Linked DNA regions of Homo sapiens: all the other regions are linked to region 1. The links are chromatin loops, found by intact Hi-C in ENCODE. Cell type or tissue: dorsolateral prefrontal cortex. All regions are shown on one strand. Region 1 has its middle 140 kb from the start of VRK2. Region 2 overlaps VRK2 (VRK serine/threonine kinase 2). Region 3 overlaps VRK2 (VRK serine/threonine kinase 2). Region 4 has its middle 93 kb from the start of LINC01122.

Region 1 (5,000 bases):
AAAAAAAAAAAAAAGGAAATATTAAAAGTAAGTTTTTTTCAATAATGATTTTTTTTATTTTCCAAAGAGTATCACGGAGTTCACTTTTCTCATTAAAAAATAATAATATGCATGTAGTGTTTGACATTTCCCTTGTGAGCTGCAAAATCTAGAAATCAGGGGACATTGCTGAAACATCTGTTATTTCACATTTTCCATTGAATGACTTCCATGATCAGATGGACAAAAGACAATTACTACCATGCTTTTAGTCATTAGAGGTATTACAGTTTCTAGTAGTTGGCTTTTTGATGTTTCTACTGTCTCTTGGTATAGGTATATCCAAAGTGGAACAGAGGTGATAAGTTATCTTAGTCTGCCTGGTGCACCAACTGGTATCATATTGGCCTGAAATATTTTTCTGTATGTCATAAAGCTCTTGGAATTAAGAGATTCTTTGCATGCAAAGTAAAACACAATCTATTGAGTTGTAACTCTGATGAAAAATTTTGCTAAAATCTGAGACACATTATTTGTCAAATAAGATTTTGTGTTCTATGCCATATCAAAGAAACATGTTGACAAATGAAGAGTTAAGTAAATTACACATGAGATAAGTGTTTGTCTTGATTTGCTTGGGGGTATTGTGTATGTGTGTTTGTTTTTCTTTGTTTCAGTTTGTTTCTCTGGTTTGTTGTTTTTCTTATTATGTCATGCCAAACAGTAAATTTGATAGATTAATTTTTTTTATCATGGTAGTGACCTAATTAGACAGGTTGTTTTATTTGCAGTTGTTTAGCACACAGTCACATAGACACAGCCTAAATCAAGACTTTACATATTAAAAAAGTTAGAAATTTTAAAGAAACACTACACAAAACTGGGTAGAAATTGGAGAGTTCATAAATAATCTACTCTGACTTCTGATTCCAAATCCACTTCCAAATTTTTGTTAGAGTTTTATGACATATTCTGTTAAAAAAAAAAAAAGACAAAAAGGTGTAAGAAACACTCATTACGTGGCTTAAAAATGAACATTGAAATCACTCTGCTGATTCTGTTTTCCACAGGCAGTCACAACAATACCTCCATCTCACATACCCTTCTTAAATGTGACTTGGACACTATTCCCATGAAGAAATGGTCTGTGTTTCCTACCTTAAAAATGGGCTGGCTTTGTGACTATTTTGACTAACAGTGTATGGCAGAAATGATGTTATTGACTTTTTGTGTCTAGGTCATTAATGACCAAGAAGCTTCTGCTTTGTTGGCTAAAATACTTGTTCCTGAAAGCTTGCAAGAAGTCTGACTGCATTGAGGCCACCATGCTGTAAGGCAGACTAAACCCACCCAAAAGAAGAAGCTGCATGGAGAGGCCATGAGGCTACACAAAGAGTGAGAGATGATGGCAGCCTCCAGCTGCTTCGACCTCCCATCCTCCAGCTCTAGCACTAGCTGTAGCAAACAACTGGCCACAACACTAGGAAAGACCACCCAGCTCAGACCATTCCCAAATTCCAACCCACAGGAATCCATGAGAAGTCATAAAACAACGGTTATGTTTATAACCCCAAAGATTTGGGAGATCATTTATAGATCATTCATTTATTAAGCAAATGTTTACTGAATGTCCAGTCTGTGCTGGGCAATATCCTAAGTACAAAATCCTGCAAGGATTTTTTTTTCTCAAAGGAGTTTAATCCCTCTATCCTCTCTGCTTCCATGGCTCTTTAGATTGGTAATATAGCATTTATTTATTTTGTCCATATTGGTAATACAGCATTTATTCTTTGGTCCATATTGGTAATACAGCATATTTTTCCATATTCTATAAGTTGTATACATGTTTGATTATACAATTCTAAATTCAGGATCTGATTCTGAATTAATTTTATTTGCCTCTATAGTGTTCCTAGTGTACGTAAGTGTTGATATATAGCACCTATCTGGATAAAAAAAATTGATGCAGGAAAATTAATACCATTAGCCCCCATGATACAAATTAAACTAATATTCTTGAGACATAATTTATTTAAAATAGCTGAAGTCTTCAACTGAAGGAAAGGAAATACTTTTTAAAAAACATTTGAATATGTGATTATTCCTTACAGCAGTCAAAAGAGAAAGAAATAAGTACTTCTCAAAGATTCTAGTAATTAGTAAACAAGCCACGAGGTACTTAAAATTACCTTAAACCAGTTTTATTTTGTCAAATAGTCTGTTACTACAGCTATAGATAATTTTGTTCTAAGTGTAGCTTAAAACTAAAATGTGCCCTGGATAAGATAAAAAGTAGTGTCTGGGCGTCCTCATTACAATCTTCCTTCCTACCACTAGTCTATGCTGTTGCACTAAGTACTGAATGCTTGTTCAGTGTCCATAGGAATGTGGGGAAGATCACTTTTGTCTAAGATTTGTTACTCAGATGGGAAAAAGTCAAATGCCTTATTTTTTCCCCAAAATAGAAGCAGGCAATTTATAAACAATTCTGTTCACGAAAAAATGTATTCTGAATTCATAAATTTAAGTTATATGTTTTAACTATGTCAATTAGAAAAGGAAAATATTATGGGGGTGGGGCCTCCCTTTCTAATTTTGAAAAGAAGGAATCTAATCGTCATAGTTAAGCACTCTTACTTACAATGTTGAGTTTTTGTTAATTTCTCCTGGTCCTCTGCCTCACTTTGATCTGCATTTAATGAGTTACAAATCCTGTGAATTTTACCTCAGCGCTGTTTTTTCCACCTAGCCCATTTTCTCCCCTTTGTATTAACACAGTTTAAAACCTCAATGTCTATAAACTGCACAGTGCAGGCAAACATGTATTGAGGTCTTATCTGTGTGATGTCTTATGCTAAGGGCTTCACATATGTACACTGTTTAAATCTTACACAAATATGATGAAATAAATTCTAAAAGTTTTCCTGTTTTACAGATGAGAAAAGCCATGGAGGACTTTTTTTATTATTATTTTTATTTTTTTGAGACAGAGTCTTGCTGTGTCACCCAGGCTGGAGTGCAGTGGCGCGATCTCGGCTCACTGCAACCTCCACCTCCCAGGTTCAAGCGATTATCCTGCCTCAGCCTCCCAAGTAGCTGGGACTACAGGTGCCCACCACCACGTGCGGCTAATTTTTTTTTGTATTTTTAGTAGAGACGGGATTTCACTATGTTGACCAGGCTGGTCTTGAACTCCTGACCTCGTGATCCTCCCGCCTCTGCCTCCCAAAGTGCTGGGATTATAGGCGTGAGCCACTGCACCCAGCTGAGGACTTTTAGAACTAAGTAATTCACCCAAGGTGATAGTCAGTAGTGGTGGAACCAGCATGCAAATTAGACAATGTGACTTCATAGCCTAGTATTCTACTCTACTTCTGTAACTTATGGCTGGAAGGGACTTTAAAATTCCATCTACTCCATGTTTAATGCTTCATTCTCCCTTAACATTTGCAAAGTTGTCACTAGCCTATGTTGGAACATCTCCAATGACTGTCACAATAGTCTTCTATCTCTCAACTCCAACTCACCCTATGCTCTGCCAGATTCATTGTTTTCAAAAAGCTTTTTGTCATAATCTCCCTCAGCTCAAATAAACAACTAGCATTTCCAAACAGAGCAACTACAACCACTTCAAACATCCTAAACTCCCTCCAACCCTGGCTATTCACACGCTTCAGTTCACAACTTCCATCCAGAATCCTACTTCTCTGATTGTCCTCATGGGGAAAGTATGCTATTTCCTTCATCCTACAAGATGCTTCTCACTGACTCTATCCATATTCTTCTCATCCTTCAAGAGCCAAGTCAAATCTCTCTGCTTCCAATAAGCCTTCCTTGCTACACTCAGGTAAATGTAATCTCTCCATCTCCTGGCGAATGTCTCGATTTCTTTTTCTGTGCTATGCCTGGTGTGACAGGGAGTCAGGGCCAAAGATGATCTAACAAAGTCAGAACATGATAATCCAAGTACAGAAGATCATTTCATCAATACAGGCTCTAAGAAACAGTCTAGCAGTGGGTGACTGCTAGACTGTTTATGAGAATATGAGAATGAAGGCCAAAAGGATTCACAAGAGGGGATCAAGAGATTTTCAAGGAACTTCTGGAAGGCAAATCTAAGGAAGAATCCAAAATCAGAAACCAAAAAGCATAGTCAGGAGTTAAAGAACTTAGAGGAGCAGAGCACAAAGTTGTACATCGTATGTGGTTTTATCTTGGGTTGATTCTTCTAGTTTTCATTAGGATGACCACACATCACGTATGATTTAAAGATGTTGCTTTGCCTCTTACAATTTGCACAGCTTTTGCCACCCATTATTTTCTATGATATATTATAATTATACATCTGACAAAATTCTGAAATTGGCAGCTGTGACTACTTATGCTCTGGACTTATCTATAAATCTTTTAAGGATAGTCACAATTTTGTCTGTGTCTCTCTAAGAATCTTGCAGTGTTTTAACATAAAACATGATGAAGAAGTATTTGATGAGTGTATGCATGCATATATAGATGGATGAAAACATTAAAAAAAAAACTTGAGCTCCATCATTTCTGAATGTATAACCAATCCTCCAAAATGTCTGAAGTTAAATGACTGGCTCTTAATAAACCTTTTTGAGGCATCCACACTACCATATTTTACTAATTACTAAGTGTTTTCTAAACTGTGTGTGACAGGTTTTTAGTTAATTGAACCAAATATTTGACCAGATTTGAAGAATAGTTTTTCAAAGTAGTTTTTAATGAGGCCATATCTTGAAGTTTGTTACCTGTTAAATTAAAATGAAGACCAGGCCTGAAGAATCCCTGAGCAGCTAAAACGAGTAGACCTCATTAGTGACCTAAGGGTTGCTGGGTTTGCAAACAGAAGTGAAACTTAACTTGGGGTGATTTCTTGTAAATGCCTATATTAGAAAGAAAACAAAACTTAAGCTCAACCAATCAAAAGTAGCCAAAACCTTAGAAAATTATTAATATAATTAGGGACGTTCCAATAGGATATACCAAATAAGGCAACT
Region 2 (5,000 bases), 150 kb after region 1:
ATTTAGCATCTTTGGAGTGTCAAGCACAGAATAGATGTTCAACAGTTATTTGCCTGAGAAATTGAGACTGAGATTGGAGTACTTAACCCACACAAGCTAGTTTGCTTTGTTCTCTTCCATAATTATAGATGTCACTCTTCGATCTACTGCAGATTAGTATCCTTAGTCACCAGGAAAGTTGAGACAAGGCACCTATCATGACATCATCTAAAAGAATGTGCATGTGCTTTATTGACAGGACATCAGTAGCAATATCTTTTATAAAGATACTATCTCAAAGCTTTTATAAAGAATAACACATTATTATAACTAAAGTTAACTGTGGTGAAGCCTGAAAATCAGATCATTTATCCATGGACAGATGTTTAAATTTCATCAAAGTGACTGCCAGACATTTTTGGATCATGTTGTCGGATTAGCCTAATTTTGTACTTCAGAAACATAGAAGGAATCTTTTGTTGGCGGATAGGTTTTTAGAAATTACCAAAGTTTAAATCATTTATTTTACTGATAAGGAAACATTTATATTTAAAACAAGTAAATATAAACCACATACATAGAATGTTTTTACTTCTTCATAAAATAATTTTTTATTTTCTTTATAAATAGTGAGCTATAATAGATTGATTTTAAGGTATGCAGAATAAAGTTTAGAAGAGCCCAGTGATAATACTAGCAACAAAGTAGTGTGTTGGAATACATATTGCTTCATTACATATTACATTATTAAGTGTTATTTTGGTAGTGTTTATAGAGAGCTTTGAGATAAATAGCCTTATCTGACACAATGCAACGTTGTGGTGCCACTGCAATTGTTATTAGGCAATTTTGCAAATGATACTGTGGGAGTGAAGAGAAGAATTGAATAAATGTGAAAATGAGAATAATTTGGACTAGAAACTATAGTGTTTATGATAAATTAGTCTCCAGAAGGTATAAATAATAGGTAATATAAACTCAAAACAGGGAAGGAATCACTTGGAGTTTTGTAAATTTAATACGTTTGTTGGACTTACAGACAAGAAATAAAAGTCTCTATAAGATGTATTTTAATTTTGTTTATATTTAAATTTTGAGTTTTTAAAGAGATAGCAGTACCCAGTTATCTATCAGTTAAGAAATCTGGGTGTTTAAGAAAGTTTGGGTTCCTTCCATTAAAAGGGAGATTTATAAGACTTGGCTTTTGCTTGGCTTTTTCATTTTTTTAAATATCCATTTTTAAGCATATTTTATATTATGGTTCTTCTTTATTTTCAACATTTTACTGTCAAATTCTTTTGCCTTAAGGGAAGATTTATAAAATACTCTATTCTTCAGTGCATTTATATATTATGTCTCTTCCACTGGACCTGTTACTATCTTGTAACTGTTTACAGTGGTCAAGGTTTTTTTTTTTTAATTTGAAACATATTGCTGTGGGGAAATTTCTTCTTCCTGAAATGAGCTCACCTCTATTGCCACACAATAAAAGAATTCTCAGCTTTTGAGAGCTCTGGCTTCCTTATGAAATATGGATAGACTTCTGCTTCTGAAGTGTTTTAGGTTTTTTTCTTTAGATAAGGAAGAAGAGGAATAAATAGTATGAGGTGTGTTTCTTCTTTTAAGACACAGGAATATCTATATCAGATAAATGAGAAGAAAATTAAGAAACTTTAAAGCTCTAAATGAGAGAGCTCATTAGAAATTAGCTACTTGGATGATGAAAATTTCTTCATCATCTACACTTAAAGGCATTTATGGTTTTTATACTACTTAGATACTTGATTTTGCAATTAGTATTTCTTTAGAATGTTTGTCCCTGATAGCTCCATCACATGGACTGTTATTCCTGAACACTCTGTTGTATTCTCCATGAAAAAATATTTTAGGAGAAAAGATAGAAAACTCAGCAATTATTTCAAGATAATTGTTGAGGACTTCCCTTGTTTCTTTTAAAAGCATAGCCTTTTGTTAGCCAGGTAGATTTATCTTTTCTTTAACATCTTCGATCAAGTAATACTTGAGGGAAATATTCTGTAGAAAGACATCCATTGAAGGCCAGAAACATCTACAGATGCAATGTGATCCCAAGCAATGAAGCATGTGGCCCTTCATTGGCATTATATGATAACAGGAGGATCTTCTGGCAGAAGAAGTGACTTTTGCTGCGTTCTGCATGCTGCCCCTCCAAACCCATCTTTGATTGGCACCTATGCCCTATTGAAACTGGCATCACACCTTCTGAATGGGCACAGTGCCAGGCTAGCAGATGGGTATGGGCAAAAGCATGCCAGAAACCCAGTATGTGAATCAAGTTTAAGTATCAGGGGCCCAAATTCCCATCCAGGGATATAAAAACTACAGTCTGTTGAGAGCTTTTTGTGCTTAAGGTTAAAGGACATGCCATTTCTACTCCAACTTAGAAGTTGATTAATTTTGAAAGTCAAACAGCAGCTCCTGTGGCTGTGTCAGGCAAAATCCTGTCTTTGGTGAATGAGAATTACTACTTCGTGTAGGGAAGAGAAAGTATTGTAATGAAGTTTCCAATGAGAGTTACTCTCCTGCAAGTGCCTCCAGCACTTAAGCAGCATGCATTCAGTGGAGATGAATATTTCTGTTCTCCAGCAGAGCCAGGTGCAATCAAAGCCAGATCTTCAACCTGCTGCAGTAAAGAACCCTAAATTTAGAAAGGGCAGGCAAAGTTTAGAAGAACTCCTTGGTGGCAGGCAGCTCTTTTCACTATGAGCTGATGAAGCTTCACAAAATTGTATAAAGGAGATGAAGGGAAAACTCCAAATAAAAGACCTTCAGAAAATTTCATCCAGAAACAGAAAGATTTTTAACAAACCAAAGGAAAAAGTTTAGTCCTTTCTCCTCAATGCAGAAAATCTTCTGAGTTTTCTATCAATAAAAACTTAGTTAACCAAAATGTTAGAACCAACTTAATGCATAAGTGACAAAACTTTCTATTTTTACATTTATTTCATTGCATGTCTATCATGTATATAAACTTTGCTTCTTGAATAATGGATTTTGCATAAAATTGAGAACTCTAAACATCATATTTCCTTCTGATTGTCTCACACCCACTACAGAACTCCCCTCCCCCACCCCCTAAAAGAGGGCACGCTTCCTTCTGATCACTTTAATCATATCTTCTAAATGCTCTAAAATTTACAGGAATGCCTGTAAGACCAGCTGTGGCCAAGAGAAGCTTTTCCTAATCGCCTTATAGCCGTTGCTTTTGCTTTTTCACTGTGTAAACTTTATCTATGGAACAGATTCCATGAGACCGTTGTGAATACTTCAACGTATTCAAAACATATAACTGCCACAAATTAAACTACTAAAACTAAAGCTGGTGCATTGTAACTGCCAAGTAAAACTGGCACGTCCCTCTGTCAGACTGCAGGAGAGTGTGCCATACAGTCCTCGGAAAACACAATTCATCCAGAAGCACTCTTGTCACTTGCTCTGATATTAAACCAGAGAAAGTGACATTAATTAAAGAAGTGACATGAGCCAACAAAGGCAATGAATTCTCAGCTTTGGCTCATGTGCAGACCTTAATCCAACCTGTTCTGCTTAGGTAGTGTGGCTATTTCTGAAGAGTAACTAGTGTGGCTACTCACCCCACTTCCTCTCATCTTCCCATTCTGCATCACGTGTTTGAGGAACTAACATTTTATATCCAGGGTTGGACTGGTTAATTGGTACACTGGTAGTCATTGCAGGGCTTCCCAAAATAGTAGTGTGGTGGCATGTGATGCTTTTATTGTACTTGGTAATAGTGTGAGATGTACAACTAGAGGTAGAGGAGAGTTGGTCTAACGAAAAGGCAAGCAACAGCCAAACAGCAGAATACCTAGACTTGGTAGACTGGAAGCGAGGAGGGTCTGCTGCTAGGACTGGTTGTGGAAACAAATGGTGGCTTGGTAGGCTTTATGAAAATTCTGAAATGCTAAAGAGGCATGCTGGGGAGTGTTCATAACTTCTCTCTTTCTTTGTTCCGATGGTGTGCTTTCACACAATGCTCACCTCATTATTTCAGACGGTCACTATTTTGTATGCTGTCTTTTTAACCTGTTTCCCCCAACATGTGTGCACACAGACACTACATTATAAACTGCTTTCAGGCAGTCACTCACAGTGCTTAATATGGCCTTGCATGTTATAGTTCTTAAAAAATGATGTGTTAAATTAACTCTAGAACTGTTCTATTATGATTTTCCCAATAAATAGGTTGTATGAGACAAAAAAATTCCATGCTCTATCCTATATGTGACCTGCGTGTAAGGCACTGTACTTTCAGATTTAGATAAATTCTTTTGTATCTTTTGGGGAGTTTGAAGGGATAAAAGTATGTGTTTATTCTCTTTTCAAGTATATTTTTAAAATACAAGAAGCTGTGTACTTAATCCATAGATTGTAGAATTTATTGTGAAGAGTCTACTCTGTTAAAGCATAGTATGGAGAGGGGACTAAAAAATGGACATTGTGTTAAGACAAATCAGTTTTCTCTTTCTAATAAAACAGTTCTTCTGAGTAGTATTTAATTGAAGTAGACCTAATAGCAAGTATAAACGTTTGTGGGGAAAAGCATGGTGTTTACTATAAAATGGATTGACTTATGTATGTATGCATGTAACATGCATAAGAAATCAACTTTTCAAAGAATGTAAGCACAACGTTAACAGAAAATAAATTATTGGGATTTCTTTTAATCCAAGTCTGTGAAAGGTTTGATTAAGGGTTTTGTACATAGTCAGAAGCTTTTGTTATGGTTTCTGGGCAGGGGTATTTTATGTTTGAGGTCGGGAATTTTCTATCCACATAATTAGTCATGAGGTTTAATGTACATTTTTTTTTTGTATCAGGCAGACAATGTCTTCAAAGAGACAGCAGTGCTGCAAAGGAGCAAGAAAAGAAGGCCAAAGTTGACACACAGAGAGGCAAAACAGTGTAGGAAAAATCAACACGTTTTGCAAAATCAATCATTGAAAATGTGTCAGCATTCAGGA
Region 3 (5,000 bases), 220 kb after region 1:
TAAATCCTCACCTGTGCCTATTTCTTTCTAATTGTTTTTACTTTGGCAATACTTTATAATTTAGAAATGTAGAACATTTGAGAATACCACAGGCTTTCAACAAAAAGAGTGATGTATATTACTGCATATTGGTAAGCTCAATATAAGTTAGATGCTATTAATAATATTTAGAAACTAACTTGAGAAAGTTTAGAAATCTAAACTAAATCTCATTACAGTTCCAAGCAATAATAAGTAAACACTTCATTTTAGGACATCTGCATGAAAATATACTGTCCATAATTACATTAATTACCAAATGCCACTGAAGAACCCTATGTATTACAATAAATTGTGCAAATACATGACTCAGAAACAAAACAGTGCATAATGTATTTTCTATTCAAATGAATGAAAATATATTAAAAAGAAATACATTGCACAGTATCATCTGATTTTAGAGCTGAAAATGTAAAATATTAGTGGCAGGGATAGAATTGGATCTCATTCCTAGTCCAGAGCTCTATTTACTGCTTCACTTAATATGTTTTAAAATGAATTTGAAAATTGTATAATTAAAGAAGCAACTTTCAAATTAAAAAAAAATTTTTATAGTTAGACATTAATAGTCTCAGACTATAATCAATTCTTTGTGTAAACTATACATGCATACATAGATTTTAATATTGTCATCTAGAACATTTGTTTTTAATTAATTTAACAGGTATTAAAATTACTCCTCTGTGTACAGTAGATGGAAAGAAGACAATCATTGGCAAAGTCTAAGATTTTAACTTCACTAAACATTCAAACTTTTCAATTTGCTTTTCTGAGAGGGAATTTCAGGTAGAGGTATGTAGTCAGAAACATTTTTAGTCACTCTTCAGTGTGGGGAAAGGAAAGGGTGACTATTGGGTGTTCTTTTTATCACTGCATGCATTTATGCAGGACTTATCAGAAACAGTGGCAAAACATTCACCTAACGGTAGTTATTAATACCGATGTGCAAAAAAGAAAATAAAAGATTGAAAAATGTGATAATGTATTTTAATTAGGTAAGACCAAACTATAATAGTGAAGTAAAGTTAACTCTCAAAGGGCTATTTCAAATGAAGACCAGTTTATGAAAGATTGGCTTCAGAAATCTAAATGACTTGTCATTACTTACAGCTTCATATCAATTAATCCCTCAATTGGGGGGTAGGGGGAAATGGCTAGGAAGGTTCAATCTATTTTAATTCTGATTATTTTTCCTCAAAGGGCCTCTTGTGTGTAGCTTATATCATCCAAACACTGTGCCAGAATATCATTTTTTGAAAATTAGAGGATATGAGATTTTTTAAGTGATGGTAATCAGGAATTGCCATAATAGAAAGGAGACTTGTGAACACATCTGTACAAGTGGAACCATTCCATTATTAATGGGAGATTTATTACTGAAGAAATCACTACAGAACACTGTGGTAGAGATTGTGTTTTTATTTTAATATGAGAGCCAAGTCTTGCATTAGGACATTGTTGAAGCTTGTGCAGAAAGTAAATGGCACCCATGGGACTGTAGCATTCTGCTAGATTGAAGGGCCTTTAATAATCCAATACGCTAATAGCAGTTAGAGTGTAAGAGCTAATCATGTCTTCTGCTTTTATAATAACTTATACATGGTAACCAAAAGTAGTTACGATGTGTTGGCATCATTGTTCTTAGTAGATGACTTTTTAAATTAAAAACTAAGTTCACTGAGTAACTTTTCAGAGTTTATTTCATGAAAGATAATAAAATAGGATACCTGTTTATAGCAGGTTTAACAGCCACTTACTGCTCTTAGGAGATTATATATCCCTACACAGATGAACATTCGAGTAATGACAGAAATGTAAATACCAGCCTATTGTTTTATAACAATTTTGAATGACTACAAAAATGAGTTTATTTTACGGGTATTTGCTGATGTTTTAATAATTATTTCAGTGGTTTGTTAATATGTATCAGTTATATTTCATACATTTCCTAGGTTTCATTGTCCATCTTCTTATATAAGGTACTTATAAATATATATAAATTATGAAATTAGACTACAGCATTTAATAGGTTGATATAAAATGATACAAGGGCCTGAAAATGTGCTTTTAACGTACTTTTTAGGAAAAGGCATCTTATTCTAAATTTTGAAGGCCTCTATTTGGCTCTCCCCCCAGCCTCTGATACCATTGCCTCCGTTTTATATAGATATGGGACCAGAATTTTAGCCTGCTGCTGCTTATATCTAAAAATAATATTTGTAAAATTATCCAAAGCAGTAGATATATTTTTATTGTATTTTCATGTGATTGAAAAATCTTCAGAAAGACCCTTTTTTTAATACTGCACACTAGATGGCAGTTTTGTCATATTCTTCCAACTTCAAATGCTGCTAGTGTGAGTGGAACAGGAAAGGCCATCAATGTTTAGTCTGCACTCAGAGGGTCTCTGCATGACCAATGCAGACCCTATGGACTTCCTGGAACATATGTTAGTAATTTAGCTGCAGACATTTATTTCTTTGTTTTACTGCTTGGCTCTTTGAGAAAGTGTTGGTGCTGGGTTATGGGTTGTCTGGATCATGTCAGAGGCCATGGGGATCAAGTTCATGTGACAGGCCAGACTAAGGAAAGATGAAGTTGGAGGAGGTGAGGAAACTGACCCTTACTTTCAACAGCAACCAGTCACTGCCTGTCTGTGGACTGGGGCCAAATGCTTGGGCGTTTAAGTTTTATTCCAGCTGAACAAATAAAACATTTTGCCTATTTGGCTTTTTCATATTTCATCAGTAGTAGTTCAACCAAAGATTTCTCCATTTCTCAAGGACTTGCTTATCCCTTATCTTTCTCTCTAATGCTTACTCCTATAGCCTTGTCCAGACGAAGTGACGTTGAGATCCTCGGCTACTGCATGCTGCGGTGGTTGTGTGGGAAACTTCCCTGGGAACAGAACCTGAAGGACCCTGTGGCTGTGCAGACTGCTAAAACAAAGTACAAATTTTCAAGTATTTCATCATGTACTGCACCAGGTCTGAAGGGATACATTAAAGGGAGCTAACAACACAGAGAAGATTGGCATTCACCCAACATGACAACCAAAGCAAATTTCTTTAGTTTGAAAAATATGTTTTAAAAAAACCAAACAACTAACACATAAAATCCATTAAGGTAACATTGTAAAAAGACATGTATTTGAATTACAGTGCAAAATATAAAGTGAAATATCTGTTCTTTTACATGGTATTTCCAAAGCTTAGATTCTAGGTGGTAGTGTTTTCAAGGAAGAATATTTTCAAATTAGCATTGTACAAGTATGTTGAAGTAGTCTGAGCTTGGTACGATTGATATTAACTGTGTAAAACAGCACTATGAAATGGGACAAATAGGGCTTATATTTTTCAAGTGAGAGCAACATACCTCTTATTTCTGTCTTGGAGGAAGTATGTTTTCTTTCTTAAGAAACAAAATTTTTACATGAGCTATTTATATGAGATAATCTTGTAGCCACATAAACATTTTTAATATTCTACATTCAGTTTTTATTACCTGGATTCGGCTAGCATAAAAATTAGGTCAGACTAAGAACAGGGTGTGTTACTGTTTTACAATTCTCTCACTGATCAGGCCTAAGAAAAAGTCAATTGCATAGAGCACAGAATAGCCAGTTTTTCATTATATACCAAGATATGCTCAACAGTAGTTATCCACAGGTAGCAAAAGCAGCAGCTAAGCTAAGTTTTAAGTAGGAAAATCACAACAGAAGAGTACAAAGCCAGGGGAAAATTAGCTGATTCATAGAAATCTATCTTTAAATTCAGTGTGGCATCAGTTCTTAATACTGAGAAAGATTAGCCTGCAGATTCAGAAAAATACATATTACATTTGTAAATACTGACATATATGAAACATTTCTCCACTCAGAATTTTGATCATCCTAGTCCCTTACCCAAAACTAAAACATTTATATAAATCTATATTAGAACTAAATCAGTTATTTACTGCAGTGATTGATGTGTCCATATTAACTTTCATGTAACATTTCGAAATATGGGTCAAGTCAAAACACAGTGATGTATAAACAGTTTTTGTATTTAATTTTCCAACTAGTTTACCTAATTAGAATACTGTAATAAAGTAATGATGCTATTTTAAAAAACTAACATTTTAATTCTAATGATTATATATTTGTTTTTTGATAAGACTAATATGACTTGCTTTAACTTTTTATCAATATGCATATACAGATACATTCATTATAGGTATCTATAATGAATATACCTGCTTATGCATATTTATAATAGGATGTCATATAAAATTATTATTTTACATGTATAATGCTAATAAATCAAGCATAACTTCTATTTACATTTTGGGGACTCTTACATATGTTAATATCTTCATTTTGACTTGATTAATAATGTAAACCTATAGACTAGTAAAGCCAATATCATATTATGAAGTTTATAATTCAGATAAACCATAGACATTTTCAAACTTATTATAGTACATAATACATAATCATAATTTATTCAACTTGCTGAGAAGGTATGACACTGAAATTCCCCATAAGGGTGTGATTGTATATTCAGCCAAGACACTGTATCTCCCTTATGCCTTTTATTTTCCTGACATAGCATGCTGCTGGATCAATGTGTGTATTGTTGCTACTCTGCCTATGCCAGAGGTGGTGACTCACTCACACATATAAATAATTTTAGTTGAATGTTTTTATAGGTTGTGTATTCCTTACTTGAAAGGCTTGGGACCAGAAGTGTTGCAGATTTCAGATATTTTTAGATTTTGGAATATTTGCATTATACTTACCAGTTGAGCATCCCACAAACCTGTTTAATCATGGGACAGCATAAAATATTGCCCAGTGGAGAACAATGCACATATATACTTAGATACAATGTTTGCGTGAATTTTTTATTGTTGTTTTTGAGAAAAAAAATCATGGTAAATATTACTACTTCTGTGTTTCTGCATACATAAACTTTGAG
Region 4 (5,000 bases), 520 kb after region 1:
CACTTGTAATGGAGATAATTGATGTGTGTGTGTGTGTGTGTGTATGTGTGTGTATCGGCTGCAAATACAGAGCCAAATTAAATGTTAGAGGACCCAGGTCCTTTGGTGCCTAATTCAAATCCAAGGGCTTTTGAGCACAGGGAGATGACTTCTAGGTAACCAGGTAACCACTTTTATATATTGAGTTTGTGTCTGAACGCAAAATTTCCATGTGTTAGTCATTCATTCTCATTCGTGGTCTCACTTGAACAATTTCCTGAAGAAAATGTGTATTTTAAAATATGCCTAATTTCTAGAAGTCCCAATAATTGGGAAAGAACTCCTGTTCATTCATTCTGCATTGTTACTTGGGGACAGAGCTGGGACTTGAAGGCAGGAGAACTGAACTCCAGAGCCTGTGTCTGTTCACCTCCTTGCTTTAGAGACTCAAAGATTGTTCATTCTAAAGTGATGACATAAAGACAGTCCCCAGAATGGCTATTACATCATTGAAGTAATGGTGACATTGAGCTCTAAGAAGTGACAAAGGGAAGTTCTAGTTCTGGGAAGCTCTATTAGGCAGTTTTCTAGAATTTCTCTTTCTCCATCCTTATGTCTTTTTGCTAAATTCTTACCTCCAGCAGTCATCTGACTATGTCGCTAATCTTTTAACAGGAGAAAGCTGTATCAGTGATCTACTGTTGTATAACAGACCATCCCCAATTTAGTGTTTGAAACAATGATTTATTGTCATGTTCCCATGAATTCACTATTCTGTTCCATGTAGTGTTGGCTGGGATCACTCATGCATCTGCACTCAGCTGGTGGCTGGGCTAGGGTACATTGATTCTTTTCCTCTAGATGGTCTCTGTCTCTCTAGCAGGGTTCTTTAAAGCACAGCAGCTAGATTCCAAAAGGGAGCATTCCAAAAGGACTAACCCCAGTGTGCAAGTGCTTATGGAACTTCTGGTAGCCACAGCAATTTACATGGCAAACCCATGGTCCATGTGGAAGGGGACTAAAAGACAGTATTCATGCAAAACAGTGTGATTGATTGGGAGCCATCAATGTGTCAGCCTACAAATGAAATGTAGCTATGTATGAATTTCCATTTTTTAATGTATTTTCAAGGAGTGTCGGAATGTGATTACATTTTGTATGTATGTGATTACACATGTGCAAATCTATTAATATAATGTGATCTTGCCTGTTAAAGAGACATATAAGAATCTGGAATAGGCTCCAGAGAAGTTCTACTTGCCCCTCACCCTCTAATTTCCAAACAAATTTCAGTTCATGGCAAGTGACACATGAAATAAACCTGACAATGGACAGGGGAATGGTGTAAACATGCAACATTCAATGTATTAGAAAAAGTTAACGTTATCCTGCACATGTACTCCTGGACTTAAAAGCTGAACAAAGAAAAAGAAAAAATGTGAATATGGACAATAATTCTAAACAAACAGGGCAGGTATTTAAAGAAATTAATTTTTAAAAGTGAAATTATAGGTTCTTAAACCTAAATTTTGTGCAAAAAAAAAAATCCTTCCACGTATTGGCGTATCAGTCCCCCCTATTCAAGGGCCTTGATCATCATTTGTGAAGCTCATTAGTTTCATATCTGATGCCAAGAGAAGTAATAAGGTCCAATCACTGGGAGAAGGTACATATCAAGGTGGGTTTTGCAAGGTGAGATATAAGCTAGAATTTGGGGAAACATGTAAAACTTGGCATGATATAAAAAAAGAGGCTGGGCGTGGTGGCTCCCGCCTGTAATCCCAACACTTTGGAAGGCCAAGGTGGGCGGATCACCTGAGGTGGGGAGTTTGAGACGAGTCTGACCAACATGGAGAAACCCCGTCTCTACTAAAAATACAAAATTAGCCGGCGTAGTGGCAAATGCCTGTAATCCCAGCTACTTGGGAGGCTGAGGCAGGAGAATCGCTTGAACCTGGGAGGCGGAGGTTGCGGTGAGCCGAGATCACGCCATTGCACTCCAGCCTGGGCAACAAGAGCGAAAATCTGTTTCCAAAAAAAAAAAAAAAAAAAAATCAAAAGTGTGGAAAATAATATGATAATAACCTCTGTTAAACTTGCATGAGGGAATGGACTAGACCTAAGTGTAAATAGGTGATTTGATTGGGGTCATTTTGATTGCTTGGCAATACAATTCCTTTCTTTTATATTTAATCAGAATGTTTGTACATCTATTTATTAATTGACCCAGTGGGTAAGACGACCACAGTGACTGGGCTTAGTGTAAATACTCATTAGTTCAGTTCTCTTGATTGGATCAGATGACCCTTTTACCCATACGATCAATACATTATGTGACGCATAAATGGTTCGTCCAAACTTCTAAGGGTGACATTACTCCATTCAACAGTGCTCTCCCCACAGAGAAATAAGCATAGCTAAGGAAATAACTTCTTTTAATGAGATTAATCCCGATGATAACTTAAAAGGCAGTTTTACTGCAAGATGTAGATGACTTTCAAACCTCCTTATTAATTAAAATATTGAATCATTTTTGGTGTCATCAACATGGTGGTTATAAATAAAAGTGAGACTGGGGGAGTAGTTTTTTAAATAAATGAAGCCATAACCCTAAAATTTTCTGCCACGGATTACCCTGAAACTCTTCATAAATTCACCTAGAACAGGATTTAAATGATGCCTGCATTAACCATAGTCAAAACTGGTGATCAAATGCATTTCTACCCACAGAAACCCAGATGAAGGAATGCTGAGCCCTTCTTTCCACCAGGACCTAAATATTTCCTGAAAGTTTGAAACTCGAGGCTCAGCGTCTACTCCTTCCCCAATATTTCTGCAACAATTTTATTGGGACCAATAATTTATGCAAATGTGAGGCTGAACAGTTGGGCTCCTCTGGGAGCTTTCCACTGTGTTGGTGCTAGTTTGGATCGTGTGTGTGCGCGTATGCGCGCACGCGCGCGTGGAAAAACCGGGTATTTCCCTAAAGGAGTTTAGTTGACACCAAGAGGTCACTCCCCTGAGGAGCCGGCTGCAGGGCGGTGATTCGCCCCCGGGATGGTGGCGGCGATTCCGTGCGCCTTCCTGCAGTTGGACATCAGTTATATTTCAGGCTTTCAAAGTAAACGACGAACTCAGCACTTTGGCAGAGTCCAAAATCCGCCAGCGAACTTGGGTGCTAGAGTTCGGCGGGAAGAAAAGGTGACTCAGAGATGCAGCACATTTTTCTGGCACTTTCCACCGAGGATACTCTAATAAACGGGGGAGGGGGAAAGAGGGAGGGAAGGAGAGGAACACCCTCCTCCTCTTCCAGAAACTGCACCTCAGCCTGAAATTTGGGTATTATTTTACCTGTATTTATAAAAACCACCACCGCACTCCCTGCACCAACTACCCAACTGCCTCGACTTCCATTAAAAGCAGCTACTAAGACTAAAGAGAGGGAAAGACTAAGGGCGGGGTGGGGGGAGAGACAAATAAATAAATAAAAGAGAGCGCGAGGGGGGAAGGGGAGAGAAGGGAGAGGGAGCGCCTGGGACTCGAGACGGCGGCAGGTTCAATTAGCTAAACAAAGAAATCATGGCGGATTGTTTACATTTGGCAGCGCCCGGGCTGCGCCGACCGCCGGCCCCGAGCCGCCGCGGGCTCCGAGGAGTCGGCCGAGCTGCTCCCGCGCCCTGGCCGGGTAAGTGACGCCGGCCGCGGGCCCGGGGCGGCCGCCGCGCGCGCCACCCCCGCTGCCTCCCCGCCCCCGGCGGCCCCGGAGCACCCCCACCATCCCCTGCCCCCTCCCCCACCGGATCGCCCCAGCCCCCTCCTCTTGCCCCCGGCGCAGCTGGGCTCCGCTTGGATTTCGGTGACGCTGTGGCTCTGTTCGTTTGCTGCTGCTGCTGCTGCTGCTGCTGCTGCAGCCAGGGGGAAGGGGTGGGGAGAGTTGGGGTGGGGGCGGCAGAGCAGTGTGGAGAGCAGTGCCCCTCCACTCGTTTGTTGCCTCTTGGGGTCAGGACCTCCCCGCCTGGGCCAGCCCAGCGGACGGCCCCGGTGCGCGCTCGCCTTGCGCCACCGCCTCCGGGACCCAGGCGGAGCGCGCCACTCAGCCCGGGAGGTGGGGCCGGGCAGTGACCCCGCGCGAAGTGCCAGTGCGGAGGGCGGGGGTGGTTACCGAAAGATGTAATCCCAGGAGGGGCCGCCGCCTTCGCTGTCCCCTACCTGTACCCTCTCTTTATCCTACCCTCCATTCCCCGACCCTTTTCTCCCTCTCTTCTCCCCGTTCTTTTCTACTCCCCTCATTGCTTTTCTCAGACCGGCCTTAGGGTTGAGAACCTGCTCAAGAGGTCGCCTTCCAAAGGCTGACCTTGCCAAAGCCACCCACGTCTGTGAGAGCTTTTCCAAAGATTGACTCTTTCCTCATCTTTGTGGCCCGAGGGTTCACTTTTTTTCCGTAGGGTGGAACTCTTTCTCCTACAGAGGCTTTTTAGACGAGTGTCTTTGTGCTGCGGTTGGCACAGCAGTACTAGGAGGTTAGGTAATGACAGGGGAGGAAAACAAAGGCAACAAATAGGGGGAAAAAGGGAGGGCAATGTCACCAACAACAGAGGGGGCTTTCTGTATTCCCAGAAAAGATGGTTTCCTTTGCGGAATGCTTCCAGCATCATCGGCATGCAACTGACATATTTGCTTTGTACAGAGAAAAACAAATTCTTAGGTCCTTCAAGTTAACCTCTATTTTCCTTTCAATAAAACTTTAAAAAAATGTTTAGTGCATTCAGTAGTTTGCTTTTTCTCTTTCTTTTGCTTCCTCTTTCCAGAACCTTAGTTAATATCTGTGTCCTATTTGGGAGAAAATCACAGCCAGGACTAGCTGTGGAACAGAGCAGGACTGGAGTTGGTGACATTTAAGCAGCCTTGACTGGGGGCCAGGGCAGCAGAACCAGGCCCAGTTGCTTCTCTTGCATACGTCTTTTTGAGGCTCTGACATCACACTGCTGCTGGGTTGCTAATGCACCATTGTAAATCGTACA

What was found. Peaks named below come from ENCODE experiments on the same cell type or tissue, not always from the same donor. Only the 100,000 strongest peaks of a DNase experiment are listed, where the experiment ranks them.
Region 2: it touches region 1 in a loop (2.5-fold over the local background); 17 of 110 quality-filtered maps call a loop at or near these places.
Region 3: it touches region 1 in a loop (8-fold over the local background); 14 of 110 quality-filtered maps call a loop at or near these places.
Region 4: a loop joins it to region 1, with 6 times the contacts of the local background. A loop is called at or near these places in 4 of 110 quality-filtered maps.

What each region holds. Positions count from the first base shown.
Region 1 is chr2:57,904,014-57,909,013 of GRCh38, forward strand. It overlaps a transcript of VRK2 not described here. Among named protein-coding and RNA genes, the nearest start is that of VRK2, 140 kb to the right of the region's middle. RefSeq lists an enhancer at 4,755-5,000. In dorsolateral prefrontal cortex, CTCF peaks have their summits at 2,305 and 2,506; no DNase peak of the experiment used is centred here; H3K4me3 peaks cover 1,827 bases; H3K27ac peaks cover 2,578 bases.
Region 2 is chr2:58,053,006-58,058,005 of GRCh38, forward strand. The region is part of intron 2 of VRK2 (VRK serine/threonine kinase 2); the gene reads left to right. Among named protein-coding and RNA genes, the nearest start is that of VRK2, 8.7 kb to the left of the region's middle. In dorsolateral prefrontal cortex, no CTCF peak of the experiment used is centred here; no DNase peak of the experiment used is centred here; H3K4me3 peaks cover 114 bases; H3K27ac peaks cover 779 bases.
Region 3 is chr2:58,128,941-58,133,940 of GRCh38, forward strand. VRK2 (VRK serine/threonine kinase 2) reads left to right here. Exons shown (of 13, transcript NM_006296.7): 9 at 2,868-2,988. Among named protein-coding and RNA genes, the nearest start is that of VRK2, 85 kb to the left of the region's middle. In dorsolateral prefrontal cortex, CTCF peaks have their summits at 2,343 (motif pointing right) and 2,543; no DNase peak of the experiment used is centred here; H3K27ac peaks cover 3,000 bases.
Region 4 is chr2:58,424,801-58,429,800 of GRCh38, forward strand. No RefSeq gene overlaps it. Among named protein-coding and RNA genes, the nearest start is that of LINC01122, 93 kb to the right of the region's middle. In dorsolateral prefrontal cortex, no CTCF peak of the experiment used is centred here; DNase peaks (open chromatin) are centred at 2,941, 3,511, 3,841, 3,971 and 1 weaker place; H3K4me3 peaks cover 2,446 bases; H3K27ac peaks cover 4,577 bases.